2 separate regions of the Homo sapiens genome follow, and region 1 is linked to region 2. Evidence: read pairs that join two places in POLR2A ChIA-PET (ENCODE). Cell type or tissue: OCI-LY7. All regions are shown on one strand.

What was found. ChIA-PET counts read pairs that join two places held together with the same protein. Peaks named below come from ENCODE experiments on the same cell type or tissue, not always from the same donor. Only the 100,000 strongest peaks of a DNase experiment are listed, where the experiment ranks them.
Region 1: POLR2A ChIA-PET joins it to region 2 with 8 read pairs; 6 of 35 experiments call an interaction of 5 or more read pairs at or near these places.

The regions. Positions count from the first base shown.
Region 1 is chr5:171,987,532-171,990,031 of GRCh38, forward strand. The region is part of intron 1 of FBXW11 (F-box and WD repeat domain containing 11); the gene reads right to left. Among named protein-coding and RNA genes, the nearest start is that of FBXW11, 18 kb to the right of the region's middle. RefSeq lists a silencer at 1,970-2,109. In OCI-LY7, no CTCF peak of the experiment used is centred here; no DNase peak of the experiment used is centred here; H3K4me3 peaks cover 407 bases; H3K27ac peaks cover 463 bases.
Region 2 is chr5:172,269,787-172,272,286 of GRCh38, forward strand. All of the region lies in intron 1 of UBTD2 (ubiquitin domain containing 2), which reads right to left. Among named protein-coding and RNA genes, the nearest start is that of UBTD2, 13 kb to the right of the region's middle. In OCI-LY7, no CTCF peak of the experiment used is centred here; no DNase peak of the experiment used is centred here.

The sequences.
Region 1 (2,500 bases), 280 kb before region 2:
CCTCCACCTCCCGGGTTCAAGCGATTCTCTTTGCCTCAGCCTCCCGAGCAGCTGGGATTACAGGCACCCACTACCATGCCCAGCTACTTTTTTTGTATTTTTAGTGAGACGGGGTTTCGCCATGTTGGTCAGTCTGGTCTCAAACTCCTGACCTCAGGTAATCCGCCCACCTCAGCCTCCCACAGTGCTGGGATTACGGGCGTGAGCTACCGCGCCCGGCCAAGGGTAAGTTTTTAAAATATCCCTTATGAAATTTCCTTCCTTTTCTAACTCCTACAACACTGTTTGTCTACTTCCCGTGATCCTTACAAGTTTTCACACTATGGTATACTTTTTTATGTAAAAGACTACAAGCTTCTGGAAGCAAGGTATGCATTTGATTCTGTTCTGTATTCCCCAAACAATACCTAGAACAGAGTACATGCTCAATAATGAATGGATGAAACTATTTATCTGCCTATTTAAGTAACAATGTGTATCTCAATTTGATGGGGCCATGATACCGACAAGGTCCCTTAGATTTGGAAAATTAAAAGGCTAACAGAGTCAGAAAAAAGTCTCTCTAATATTACATCTGAATCAGAAATAACATGAACTCACGGTTCTTTTTAAACATATTTCTTAGTTCTGTCCACTGAAAGGGTCTAGAAGCAATGACAACCCATGGCAATGATTTTAGTTTCTAAATACCATTCCTTACTAAAAAGAACCAGAGCCTTGGAGAAATGGCTGATTCCTGATCACCTTATGGAAATATAAGGTGAGTCTGGGACATCTTGTTGTGCCAAAAAAGCCAAGGGAAAACAAACAAACAAACAAAAAAAACAGTGATGGGGTCATGTCAAAATGAAACAGGAGGAGCTACCTAGAAAAAGTTATCAGTAGCCAAACCTGAGACAATCTGAGCATTAGCAAAGACTGTAATTGATTGTTAACACTGAATAAATAAAAGTCCAGGAGAGTATGGTGATATAAAAAAGGAAGGAAGAAAAATGGGGGCAGCCTGTGGGAGTGGCAATTTAAAAACTACAATTCTGGCACGGTGGCTCACGCCTGTAATCGTAGCACTTTGGGAGGCCAAGGCAGGCAGATCACTTGAGGTCAGGAGTTTGAGACCAGTCTGGCCAACATAGCAAAATCCTGTCTCTAATAAAAATACAAAAATTAGCCAGGCATGGTGGCAGGTGCCTGTAATCCCAGTTACTCAGGAGGCTGAGGCAGGAGAATTGCTTGAATCCAGGAGGCAGAGGCTGCAGTGAGCTGAGATCACGCCACTGCACTCCAGCCCGGGCAACAGAGCGAGACTCCACCTCAATAAATAAATAAATATATACATACACACATACATTCATACTACAATTTTGGCCCAGCATGGTGGCTCACGCCTGTAATCCCAGCACTTTGGGAGGCCGAGGTGGGCGAATCTCCTGAGGTCAGGAGTTCAAGACCAGCCTGGCCAACATGGCAAAACCCTGTCTCTACTAAAAATATGAAAATTAGCCGGGCGTGGTGGTATGCACCTGTAGTTCCAGCTACTCAGGAGGCTGAGGCAGGAGAATCACTTGAACCCAGGAGGTGGAGGTTGCAGTGAACTGAAATTGCACCACTGCACTCCAGCCTGGGCAACAGAGTGAGACTCTGTTTAAAATAATAAAATAAAAAATCTACAATTTTGCAACCCCTATTGTAATAACCGATTTCAGGATCAGGATAATGAAACCAATGAGTGAAAGGCTGTAATGAAACAGGGTATTTACAAGGTGCCAAAATAGTGTCCCATAGATTCCTCTCTAATAGCAGAAGAGAAAATTTTACCTTCATTATGGAGAGATCTGGCTGCGCCAAGGAATCAAAGTTAGCATTGCTCATAACGGGATAACCCGTCATTAAGTGCCTCCTGATATGACTCAATGTGAACTGCACTTCACCTATGATGAAGCATTCTCGTCAAAATGTTTAACCTGGATGCATCTCAATTAACTTCCAGTTTACAGGAAGTAGAGGAGCTAGAGAAACCAGTTAAATGACACCACGAGGAAATAATGAATGCACAAGGTTACACATCCTACAAGACAACCAGAGCTGGTCTCTTCAAACAAGTTAATGCAGGCAAAGGAAGGAAAAGGGTAAAGGAACTGTTCTTAAAAAAGAGTACAAGAAACATAACCAAATACAAAGGATGTACTTTGTTTGGATCCTGTTTTGTCGGTTTGTTTGTTTTAAAGAAGTGAGAGTGGTATCAAAGACATTCTTGAGACAATTAGGAAAATTTAGATTTAATTGATGCTTGATATTATATTATGGAATTACTTTAATTTTCTTAGATGTGAAAACAGTATTGTGGTTACACATGCATAAAGTATATGTGATTATATATAATGTGGTTGTATACACGGAGATATGGTTGTGTGTATGCATGTAATGGTTTGAGACAAAGAGAGAGAAACTATCCTTATTTTAGGAGATACATGCTGAAAACTTAGGGGTTAAGTATTATGAT
Region 2 (2,500 bases):
GTCAGGGTAGGCCAGGCACGGTGGCTCATGCCTGTAATCCCAGCACTTTGGGAGGCCGAGGCAGGCAGTTCATGAGGTCAGGAGTTCGAGACCGGCCTGGCCAACATGGTGAAACTCCGTCTCTACTAAAAATACAAAAAATTAGCTGGGCATGGTTGCGCATGCCTGTAATCCCAGCTACTCGGGAGGCTGAGGCAGGAGAATTGCTTGAACCCAGGAGGCAGAGGTTGCAGTGAGCCGAGATCACGCCATTGCACTCCAGCCTGGGCGACAGAGCAAGACTCTGTCTCAATTTAAAAACAAAAAAACAAGAGTCAGAGTCTTGCTCTGTCACCAAGGCTGGAGTGCAGTGGCACAATCACGGCTCACTGCAGCCTTGAACTCATGGGCTCAAACAGATCCTCCCATCTCAGTCTCACCAGTAGCTGGGACTACAGGCACAGCTACCACCTGGCCTGCCTAATTTTTAATTTAAATACATTTCTTATGCTTAATCTGTGATAATACAGACTGAGTAGCTCTTATTCAAAAGTTCTGAAACTAGAAGTATTTAGAATTTTAGAATTTTTTTTTTTTTTTTTTTTTTTTGAGGTGGAGTTTCGCTCTTGTTGCCCAGGCCGGAGTGCAATGGTGCGATCTCGGCTCTTCAACCTCTGCCTCCCGGGTTCAAGCAATTCCCCCGCCTCAGCCTCCCGAGTAGCTGGGACTACAGGCGCCCACCACCACGCCAGGCTAATTTTTTTGTATTTTAGTAAAAGACGGGGTTTCAATGTTGGCTGGGATGGTCTCAATCTCCTGACCTCGTGATCTGCCTACCTCAGCCTCCCAAAGTGCTGGGATTACAGGTGTGAGCCACAGCACCCAGCCTAGAATTTTAGAGTTTTTCAGATTTGAATACTTGCAGCACACATACTGAGTATCCCTAATCTGAAAACCTGAAATCCTCTAATTTTGGATTAGGGATGTCCAACCTGTAGCATTAAAATTGTAACAGAATAAAACTCTGTTAGACTATAATAACCTACTACATTAGAATTTTATATAAAATAACCTTGCAAAATGCAGCATTACATGGGAATTAGTCTGTTAGAAGCACAAAAAACAAAAATTTTAAACCACTTCACTAATATCACCTATAATATAGTCTCACAACTTGGTCTACTTATGGCAATCCTGTCTTCCCAAATCTAATAACATATCTTAATAACTTCACATTTCACCTATCTCCTCTACAAGCTTCTTAGCAATCCCCCTAAATGCTATGTTTTTTCGTATCTCTGTACAAGTAATTTCCTCTACATACAGAATGATGCCCTTCTCTGCCTTTTCTTCATCTAATCCTCTTTTAAGACCAACTTCTTGGGCTGGGCGCAGTGGCTCACACCTATAATCCCAGCATTTTTGGAGGCCGAGGCTGGTGGATCACGAGGTCAGGAGATCAAGACCATCCTGGCTAACACAGTGAAACCCCGTCTCTACTAAAAATAAAAAAATTAGCCAGGCGTGGTGGCAGGCGCTTGTAGTCCCAGCTACTCAGGAGGCTGAGGCAGGAGAATGGCGTGACCCCAGGAGGCAGATCTTGCCGTGAGCCGAGATCGCACCACTGCACTCCAGCCTGGGTGACAGAGCTAGACTCCACCTCAAAAGAAAAAAAAAAAAAAAAGACCAACTTCTTGTATCACTGTTTCAGTGATGCTTTCTGACCCTGCCCCCCACTCCTCCTTGAACTTACATAATATTCATTGCTCTAGAGACTTTTTAAATTTTACCTAAGTTCTACTTAAATGTATGATTCCTCCAGTAGGCCATAAGGTACTTAATATACAGCAGGCCTTATTTACATCTCTAATTACAGCTAGCGTCAAGTGCTGGGAGTTGGAATAATGGAGGCTATTTTTTAAAGTTTCAGGAAGAAGCATCTTAACTCAAGAAATAAAGTAGTTGCCCTAAGTTGAAGGCAGATTCATAATTAAATGAACTGAACTATTTGTTACTCCACTCCTTTGGTACTGTCACATAGCCCACAAGCATGGAAATGATCTGAACCAATGCAAAGAAATAGTCTCACCTTGCTTATACCTAAAAGCCCACTACAATAAATGCAAAAAAAACTTAAAGGTTTTACTGTGAGGATAAGAACTCAATGAGAAAAGCCCAAGTCACTAATTCATTACTTAGTCAAGCTTTGAGCAAATGTAAATATAATTATGACCTCACACTCAAATAAAATTCATTTAGAATGATTTTCACATGTAAATATTTCATTTTTCTTAGATGTCTAACTTCAACAGAAATTCCACTTCAGAAAACAGAGCAATAATGGAAACTTCTAAGTTTCACTGCAAACATGCAAAAATAGGCATCACAACACCCAATGTACACTCAGCAGTATTTAACCGCTCAGCTCAATATACGGATATATTAAAAACCAAACTTGATTCTTGCTGACGGCATGTCAAAGTAGCTGATGCAAGACAAATACATGCTGATTGTTCTTGGC